Linked DNA regions of Homo sapiens: all the other regions are linked to region 3. Evidence: chromatin loops called from intact Hi-C (ENCODE). Cell type or tissue: PC-9. All regions are shown on one strand. Region 1 has its middle 71 kb from the start of LINC03111. Region 2 has its middle 53 kb from the start of PMAIP1. Region 3 overlaps PMAIP1 (phorbol-12-myristate-13-acetate-induced protein 1). Region 4 has its middle 88 kb from the start of PMAIP1.

What was found. A loop is a pair of places that touch in the nucleus more often than their neighbours do. Peaks named below come from ENCODE experiments on the same cell type or tissue, not always from the same donor. Only the 100,000 strongest peaks of a DNase experiment are listed, where the experiment ranks them.
Region 1: it touches region 3 in a loop (8-fold over the local background); 3 of 110 quality-filtered maps call a loop at or near these places.
Region 2: it touches region 3 in a loop (8-fold over the local background); 15 of 110 quality-filtered maps call a loop at or near these places.
Region 4: it touches region 3 in a loop (4-fold over the local background); 8 of 110 quality-filtered maps call a loop at or near these places.

Annotation. Positions count from the first base shown.
Region 1 is chr18:60,052,642-60,055,141 of GRCh38, reverse strand. No RefSeq gene overlaps it. Among named protein-coding and RNA genes, the nearest start is that of LINC03111, 71 kb to the left of the region's middle. In PC-9, no CTCF peak of the experiment used is centred here; a DNase peak (open chromatin) is centred at 1,261; H3K27ac peaks cover 2,362 bases.
Region 2 is chr18:59,952,085-59,954,584 of GRCh38, reverse strand. No RefSeq gene overlaps it. Among named protein-coding and RNA genes, the nearest start is that of PMAIP1, 53 kb to the right of the region's middle. RefSeq lists enhancers at 1,115-1,164, 1,175-1,354. In PC-9, no CTCF peak of the experiment used is centred here; DNase peaks (open chromatin) are centred at 814 and 1,304; H3K27ac peaks cover 2,500 bases.
Region 3 is chr18:59,903,548-59,906,047 of GRCh38, reverse strand. It overlaps PMAIP1 (phorbol-12-myristate-13-acetate-induced protein 1), which reads right to left. Exons shown (of 2, transcript NM_021127.3): 2 at 1,743-2,500. Among named protein-coding and RNA genes, the nearest start is that of PMAIP1, 4.8 kb to the right of the region's middle. RefSeq lists an enhancer at 1,053-1,222. In PC-9, no CTCF peak of the experiment used is centred here; a DNase peak (open chromatin) is centred at 1,097; H3K4me3 peaks cover 349 bases; H3K27ac peaks cover 2,403 bases.
Region 4 is chr18:59,987,170-59,989,669 of GRCh38, reverse strand. No RefSeq gene overlaps it. Among named protein-coding and RNA genes, the nearest start is that of PMAIP1, 88 kb to the right of the region's middle. In PC-9, CTCF peaks have their summits at 1,178 and 1,388 (motif pointing left); a DNase peak (open chromatin) is centred at 1,379.

The sequences.
Region 1 (2,500 bases), 150 kb before region 3:
GTATGCAGCTCTGTCACTTTGGTAATAAGGTCTATTACCCTTTCAGCAGGAGCATCTAAAATCTGAGAAAAGCTTAATATTTTACTATTATTATTTTTTTTCTTTTTTTGAGACAGGGTCTGGCTCTGTCGCCCAGGCTGAAATGCAGTGGTACAATTTCAGCTCACTGCAACCTCTGCCTCCCAGGCTCAAGCAATCCTCCCACCTCAGCCTCCCGAGTAGATGGGACTATAGGCACGCACCAGCACACTCAGGTCATGTTTTCTTTTTAATTTTTTGTGGAAATGAGGACTCACTATGCTGTCCAGGCTGGCCTCAAACTCTTGGGCTCAAGTGATCCTTTTTCCTTGGCCTCCCAAAGTGCTGGGATTACAGGTGTGAGCCACCCTTCCTGGCCTACTATTTTTCTAATCATTCAAAAATACACAAAAGAAAGAAATGTATAAGAAAAAAGCAAATGTATAAGAAAAGAGAGAAATGTATAAGAAAAAAATTAAAATCCCCTGTATATAACAAAAAAATTAAAATCTATGTGGTTAATCTACCACATAGAATTAACCATTATTAACATCGGGTATCTTTTCTTCCATAATTTATTCTATATATGCATATACAGAAAAGGTAGAATTTAATATGTATATTTCTGAAGTTTTGGTAAGAAAGTCTTAAAAGGATGGAGAGGAGAATCTGTATGTTTTTCAAAAGATCAAGATCAGTATCCCTATTTTTTTGATGTAAGTATATGAGGAATCTTTTGTCCATTTGTCCCCATTCACATGTCTAGTGTCCTAGCCCACCTTCCAGTCACCCAAATGCTTAAAGTCAGACCGAGCAGCAGAACAGGGGGCAGATGTGGCTCTTGGAGACAGCAGGGCACATTGTGCGTGGTCTCAGCTGCTGACCATTTTCATCATTCTCCGTGGAAACACCAAGGGATGGGTGGTGACCAACATTCCTGCACTTTTATAAACATTCACTGAGTAGAGAGTCACTGAGTCAAATAGTTCCAAAAGCATAAGCAGGTGACTTTTAAAAACACATTTACATATGATTAAAAGCTGGGTCATCAAGACACTTTGCAAAGGCTGAGAGCTTAAGTGGAAACTTCATTAGTTTCATGTGCCGGAGGGAAACGTTGAAGCTAGGCTGCACCTAGGATGACGTGGCTTTACAGTGTGCTAGGTTAAGTCAACCTTTACCTAGAGAGTTATGAGGACAAACGGTCAGCGGTATCAGCTGAGATGGAGCGGACACTCATCCTACAGTGACTCAGCATGACTCATCAGGGCTCTGAGCTTAGGCATAGATTCTGTAAATGACAGGGAGGCATTTTATTCACTTGAGCTATTACAGTGTTGGCTTTCCCAAACAATGAAAATGACTCAAATTGCTGAGGGGAAAAAAATTGCAGAACTTCCTTTTTTTATCCCTTTGAAGATTGTTACTTTCCAGGCTAACCTGATCTATAATATCAAGAAAAAATAGAGAGAAAATTGGGGGAAACACAGACACACAAGAAAATTTGGGGAGGTAATGCATATAATTAGTATCTTGGTTGTGGTTCTGGTTTCACGTGTGTATGCTTATATCCAAACTCATCAGGAAGTATGAATTAAATATGTGCAATCTTTTATCTGTCGATTATACCTCAATAAAGCTAAAAAAGAAAATTTAACAGATATTGTAAGAGTTATAAAGTTTAAACCAGTGAAAGTCATAAAGGAAAATGTGACATCAAATGATGAGGATGATAAGCAGTTCCAGGTATCAGGGAACAGCAGCAGGTAAATGCAATGATAGGCTTCATGGGAAAACACTGCTGGAGTGGAGGATGTAAGACAAGCGTGTCATAATAATACAAGAACATCATATATATTCAAACTGGAGCTTCCTATTCATGCAGTAGATTGGAATCATTATAGAATTTTAACTCCAGTGCCTAACAGTGGGTACAAGTCTCACCTTCCTCAACTCAATGAGGCTGATTCATTTGCTTTCTGCCTCTCTACTTAGCCATAAATCAACATACAGTGTATTAAATTCCTGCAATGAACCCAGCTCTGTTCACCCACTCACTACTTATTTATTTATGTATATGATTTGCACAAAGACATGGAAAGGAACTATAGTCTTAACATTTCTTCAATATGTGTATTAATTAGGTCTGGTAGTTAGGGAAATGGGTTAAAGGCATTCTGAAACCATTTTTTAAAACTCAAGGAGCAACAGGTGAAAAAAATTAATAAGTGAGGTAAGTTTGAAAGAAGAGAATGGCCTTCTGGACTGAGAAATTACAATGAATAAATTAACTTAGTCTAGAACAAACTTTGGTGTGAACTGGGAACAACCAGGGTACACATAATTACTGAAGAAAAAAGGTCTGCAGGGAGATATGGAAAACTAGTGGAAAATAAAAAACAGACAGTATAGGCTTTTAAAGTATGAAGATTAAAATGTACCTTAAAGGCAATATGGAACCTTCGTATATTGTCAAGCAATA
Region 2 (2,500 bases), 49 kb before region 3:
CACATCAGCTCTATTCAGCCTCTGGAAACAAGTCTGTCTTGAATATTAAAAGGCAGGAGGAGGAAAAGGGAAGTAAATACAAATCGCTTTAGTCTACTGTTCATATAACTTGAGATCAAGGTGACCTGGCTGCTAATATTTTATCCCATGATTCAATCTGAATAATCAAAGTTCTTTTGTTTTCCTTAGACTCTAATAAGTGACTATTCCAGTTTGACACTTGATACAGTCTTTTATGATATACTGTAAATTACTACTAACAGCCATTTTGGCTGGAATATGAACAAATAAAAATTAAATTTTACTTTTAAATACTACATGTTTTAGCTCTACAGCTATTCTACTGCACCTTAAATTCAATAATTTAATAATAATATCTGGAAACAATTTTTTAAACATGTTTTTCCTTTGACACATGGTGTTTTGATGTTGTAGAATCTGACTTCTGTGCATTTTGGGGGTAGGGGTTAAGCTTTAAAACTAAAGAATCGAATTTTCCTTCTGGCCAAAATGATGTTCTATGACCTAATTTAGGGGAAAAACAGAACTAGGGGCCAGAACAGAATCTTAATACTCCAGAATTTTAATCATTTCTCTGAGCTTGTCTTCAATCTAAAACATTCATGATTGCTTCCACTTCTCTGTGGCTCTATTTCTACATCTGAGCAGTGGAATACTAAACTCATCATGCAAATACCACCCTGAGTTTGTTAACGTAGGGGATTTGGTGCTCCTATGGTGTTTTTGCAGCACCTCAGCCCAACCTGAACATTCAAGATTGACGTCAAAAGTTGAAGTCTGTCACTGTTGGTGCCACCAAATGATTTATGGTCATAAACTTCCTTGTTCTTAGTAAAAGAATGAGTAATTTTTTTTTTGTCTTTTTTTTTTTTTTTTTTGAGATGGGGTTTCACTCTTGTTGCCCAGGCTGAAGTTCAATGGTGCAATCTCAGCTCACTGCAACCTCTGTCTCCTGGGTTCAAGCAGTTATCCTGCTTCAGCCTCCCAAGTAGCTGGGATTACAGGCACATGCCACCCCGCCCAGCTAATTTTTGTATTTTTAGTAGAGATGGGGTTTCATCATATTGGTCAGGCTGGTCTTGAACACCTGACCTCAAATGATTCACCTGTCTTGGCCTTCCGAGTGCTGGGATTACCGGCATGAGCTACAGCGCCTGGCCAAGTAATTTTTTTCTATTTCTCTTTTACTCGAACAAGTAAATATTTACAAAGGAGATTCAGGTATGATATTCATTCTAGGATAAAGTAGAGATACGGAGTGTAAACCAGCTATTGCAAAAGATGTTAAGTCTTTCAGCAAGTTTCTTTTCAAACTACCTTAATATTTAGTGAAGTGTTCATTGGTATACACCCAGCTCAAATCAGTGAGTCATAATAAACCCTTTAAAGGTTAGTCATTTTTGTCAGCTACCACCAAAATGGAAAAATACATCATGTTTTCGTCGATAAAGATGAGCTCATCTTGTTACACAGTTGATATCAGAGTATTATAGATTAACAAATTAATATTAGTTTGCACAGAGAGAAAAAGAGAGAAATTTGTCTTAATGTTTCACTGTAAGGGCACTAAAAGCCTTAGATCTAATTCATATGTATAATTTGTGTTTGCTCCACATTGGCACATTTCCAAAACCACACTTTTTTAACAATTACTGCTGGGCATGGTGGTTCACGTCTGTAATCTGAGCACTTTGGGAGGCCAAGGCAGGTGGATCACGATGTCAAGAGATCAAGACCATCCTGACCAGCATGGTGAAACCCCATCTCCACCAAAAATACAAAAAATTAGCTGAGCGTGGTGGTGCACACCCATAGTCCCAGCTACTCAGGAGACTGAGGCAGGAGAATCAGTTGAACCCAGGAGGCAGAGGTTGCAGTGATCTGAGATTGCACCACTGCACTCCAGCCTAGCAACAGAGTGAGACTCCGTCTCAAAAAAAAAAAGAAAAGAAAAGAAAAGAAATTGCTAAAATATCTTTTACTAATTTGTGTTCTCATCTTAGCAAAGACCATGACTTATTCATTTTTATATTTCTAAAAATTAAAAGGCCCCTGGGGATACATTTGACAATAATGAACATTTACTGAGTAAAAATGCAAGTACACGTTGTCATTGGCAAGTAATATTCAGAAATCTGTTCCCTGCTTTAGCACACAAGTTTTTTACGTGCACAAACTGAGCACCAATTTGATTTGGAACATTTAGTCTTTAATGTATTCCTTTCAAATTGATTTGTAGTTTACCCCATTGGTGTTACTGAAGGTTACTAGTAGATATGCATTTTCTTACCTTTTCCCTCTTTCCCATGGATCTTCCTCAAAGGCCATTCTCTGAGGAGGTGTCCTTCCTTCTGCAATGGCTTATTCCATCCATGGAGATGTCCTAGAAGCCTTCACTTGTGGCAATGGTACAAAGATTGTCATCCCTTAAGGAAAGATGGGCCAAGTCCTCCGCTAAACAGAAACTACCTTCATCTAC
Region 3 (2,500 bases):
TGATTCAAACTTCAGGGGACCTTAAAGATGATCTAAGTCTCAATTTCAGAGATTAACTGTGGCTCAGAGAGGTTGTCTTGCCCAAGGTCACACAGCTCATTCATGATTTTGCCTTGAAAGTCCACCTTCAAGATTCTAAAGTGGGATACTCCTTGTACCGCAGCACTTCCAGTCACTATTCTATTTTTAAGGTGTTTGTTCTCTTCCTGATGGATCGTCCCCTTTGACGATTGACAATGAGATTTACAGGATTTTTGACCCTTTAGGTGGTTTCTGCTCCGTGATTGAGAGGAAGTGGGGCAGGGAGGAGTTTGTAGAGTTATTGCAATGGATTCCAAAACCCAAATCACAGCACACAGTTCTTTAAAGTGAAGAACAACTTATTCACAGATAGATACATTTTCTTTTATAATATAAATGCAAATTTAAAAGCTAGCAGTTTTTGTCAGTCAACAGATATAATTAGAATTGCCTGAACATCTTGGACATTTTTTAACATTAAAATATGGTTCTCAAAGAATATATAGCTCTAATATCTGAAGATTGTGAATCTGTGCCTAAGCCTTCATGTGCTACTCTTTATATAAAAGAAGAGCCTGAGGTACACTTTTTTTCCTTGTTTTCTAGTGGTGGCGAGAACTAATAAGGTGCACTTTTAGCAAAACAATTCTGGCTATGCGAGCAGGCTCAGAGACAGGAGTTACTCTTCCAGTGATTCTCAAATCAAATCATGTAGTTTGTCCCCACCCTTTCTGAAGCCAAGCTCCCACCTCCACCCCACTTTCCCAGAGAAAAGCCTCTCCCTCCAGATTGTTATGTATCTTGCCCATAACCCTGCATCCTCCAGCTCTCTGGTTCTTCTTTTCCTCTAGTAACTCCTCCTTCTTCCCTCACGTTTCCCATGTTAGGAAGGCAATTTACATTCTAAGGTGTCAGCTGACTCTTTCCCTTGGCAGAGGTGGGGTGAAGATGTGGCTACCAGATTGAAGCTAAAAACTAGGGGTATCTTTTAGTTCTCACACTCAAACAGGAAGGCCATTGAGTTACACCTACTTTTGCACATGACTAACCTCAGATGAAGCAATCTTTGCTACTCTACGGCTGGAAGCAGAGGAAGAAGCGTGAGGTCACCAAAAAGGAAACTGCACTGCAGCTCCTCTTGCCAGACAGACCCAGGAGCAGTCAAGGATGCCAGCTCACAAAACACCTCTAATTAGATCATGAATCTGTATAGGCTGTAATCCCAGCACTTTGGGAGGCCGAGGCGGGCAGATGACTTGAGGCCAGGAGTTCAAGACCAGCCTGGCCAACATGGTGAAATCCCCGTCTCTACTAAAAACACAAAAATTACCCAGTGTGGTGGCGTGTGGGGGAGGCTTTAGCACGAGAATCACTTAGACCCAGGAGGCAGAGGTTGCAGTGAGCCAAAATTGTGCCAATGCACTCCAGCCTGGGCGACAGAGCAAGACTCTGTCTCAGAAAAAAAAAAAAAAAGGACCTATGTTGGGCATTCATTTCCTATTTTTCACTATTTCCCCTCCCAATTAAAGTGTAAGTCCCTTGAGAGCAGAAATCATGCAAACTCCCCTATATTTTCTACTCCAACTACTGGGAGGAGACAGTGTGGTCAGAAGGTCAGAGGATGTCTGCTGATGGAAATCAGTTAAAATACTTTGGCTTGATAATGAACACTTAGTAATTAGTAGCTTACAAGATGAAGACAAAATTAACACACAGAAAAGAACAGTGAAAACTTTTAATAGTTTACTGCCACAGTATCAACTTTTATATGTGTGCATATGTTTAAATACAAATTAGACCATAAATACCAGATGGTAAAATAGCTGCCTCTAGGCTGAAAAAAAAAACTCTCTACCACTAAATAAACAATCTTAAGTAATACTGAAGAAAACAGATGTGAGGTAATTTTCCATCTAAAGTGACTACAACCTACATTAAGACATTTTAACTAAAAATTCAAGTAGTTATAAGACTCTTGTAACTCAAAAATGTAACTTTAATACACATTTTCAAACTAAAGAAAAATACTTTAATTATAAATAGGCAAAATAAATAAAATTATTCCTGCTGAAATAAAATCAAGACATTATTTATTTGAGGACTGTATATAGCCCAGATAAAAAAAATGAAACTTACTTGAGACCCTACTAAGAAGCTATATAATACTCTAATACAAATTATCTATACAGATACCCATATAAGTATGTAAGTATGTGTATACATATATATTCACCAATGCATATATGGAACTTTCATTCTAGATGAGAACTAACTGTTCCTTTTTTTTAAGAAAAGTATATTCCAATTATGAAAATATTCTTAATTTACATTAAGAGATCACTTTTTGTAGGATGCACACTAATGTGACAAGGAGCATTTTCCGAACCTTTAGAAACTTCTTTAGAAACATTCATATCTTATCAAGTTACTTCTGAATATTTGTTCTACTAAGTTTCAAAAACATCAATTAAAAATTAAC
Region 4 (2,500 bases), 84 kb before region 3:
CATGGCAGCAGGAGAGAGAGAGTGTACACGAAGGGGGAAGCACCATCAACGCTTGTGAGAATTCACTCACTATCATGAGAACAGCAAGGGAGAAATCCAACCCCATTTTTCAATCATCTCTCCCACCAGGCCCCTCCTTTGACATGTGGGGATTATAATTCAAGATGAGATTTGGGTGGGCACACCGAGCCAAACCGTATCACCTGGTGATGGCTCCCCTGGCTTAGAATTTTAGATTACTAAATGAACAGGGCAATAACACAGGTACTTATCTAAACATAAGCAAAGACCAGCTACTTGTAAAGCAAATATTTTAACACACTTAAAAGAGTCAAATGGCCACATAAAAAGGCCAGAATAATTAATTATTTTGGTTATTTTAACTTTACCCAAAATAGAAATATGTATATTGTGTGTATAAAGCTAAGAACTAAGCTCACGCATAAAGCCACGCATTTTTAAAGATGTGCAAAATATCACTTTCCAAGGATATTCATACCTAACAGAAACACTGTTCCATTATGTAAAAAACAGGAACATGTTGCTAATCCAGCATTATTTACATTGATGGGCTAAAATGCTAACTTGAAATAATTACTGGATTGGTTCTGTTCAATTACCAAAGCTTGACATTCACCTAAAAACTCCCCATTCTGAGTTGTTGCTACAAAAAGAAACTATTAACCACCTACAAAGTAAGTCAGCACCTTATTTCATCTGCCTACAACACCTCCATTACACACAATACTCCCTGAGAATAGTATTAAAAGATGAATAGTGATAAAAGACAAAACCTTTTTTAAGAGCTAGTAAAATCAGCCTCACCAACACACAGATTACAGGCATTTTTTTGTTTTGTTTTTTGAGATGGGGTATTTTTCTGTGGCCCAAGCTAGATTGCAGTGGCACAACCATAGCTCACTGCAGGCTCCTATGTTCAAGCGATCCTCCCACCTCAGCTTCCCGAAGTGCTAGGATTACAGGCATGATCCACTGTGCCCAGCCTAACAGGCAATTTTTTACTACTATAATTCAAAAAGTATTTTAAACACTATAAATGTGTAATTTTTAGCACATAAAATAATTGCCTCTAAGCATACTTTTATTTATAGAATTTCTACAAGTGTAATTTTAAAAAAACCCTTAAAAATTCTCCCCAAAATAAATAGCACTTTTTCACAATATGACATTTTAAAATGTTAAACTTTGGACTATATGACAATTGGACAAAAAATGTAATCTAAGCCAATTTGATGTTCCTCAACTAAAATGAGTAAGATGTTATCAAACTTATGAAATTTATTCAGCAATTTTAAAGACGTTTAATTTAAATACAGGCTGATTAGTAACCTGGTGTCTGGCGCCATCTACTGCACAGCAGCAGTAACTTCTCCCTGTATGTTTCTTCAGCTAGACTGCAAATTACTTAATTTATGTAAGAAATATGTACCTGTGTGAAAACGACTGGAAATTAATTTGAAGATAGAAAAATAATTGCTGTGTTTAGAGTGTTGCTTTGTCTTTTTTTTAATGGCCTTATATTTTTTAAGAAAATATATTGACGAAAATTATTTACAGAACAAAAAATACAACTTGAGAAGCTTGGACAAAATGAGAAAGTGAAGAGCACCAAGGTTGGGAATGAATTTCTTACGATCCCTTACAAGGTGATGGGCATGGTAGATTACCACAAAGCTGAGGATGGTGACCTAAGTCATGTGACAGTTCAAAATTAAAGACCTGCTTTTTCTATTACTATTTATAATTAAAACTTGTTATCTAGCATAACATAAATCAAGACTTATAAATTAGCCCTATGAGAAATGGGTTGCTCACATGATCACCTAACGCTAATGGAGGAAAAGATATGAAGACATTCTCTGAATTGTCAAACAAAAATAAATGTATGATTCATATAGTTCAGTTTGATAGAAGTTTCCAAGATAACTGTGCTGGGGAGTATAAGGTTCCAGGGCTTTGTTTGTACCATATAGACTGCAACCTTGTGGGCTGCTAAACACTGAAAAATGTTGATGTGCAGATACCTTTCCTGGTAGCCATTCTTATACATTCTCCTTTCCTACATATTGTATAAGACCAGTTATCTTAGGCTGTTCCAGCTGCTCTAACAGAGTACCATAGCCTGGGTGTCTTACCAAAAAACAGAAATTTATTTCTCACAGTTCTAGAGGTTGGAAAGTCCATGATTAAGGCAGATTCGATGTCAGTTAAGATCCTGCTTCCTGGTCATAGCATCTTCTCACTGTGTCCTCACATGGCAGAAGGGCAAGGGAGCTCTCTAGAGTCCCTTTTATAAGGCCACCAATCCCATTTATGAGGGCTCCGCCACCATGACGTAATCATTACCCAATGGCCCCACCTCCAAATACTGTCACTCTGGTTTTGGTTTCAACCTATGAATTTGGAGGGAATATAAACATTCAGGCTATAGTACCAAGGAACCTTGAGTGTCAAGAAGGTAACTTAGATATGTTTGTAG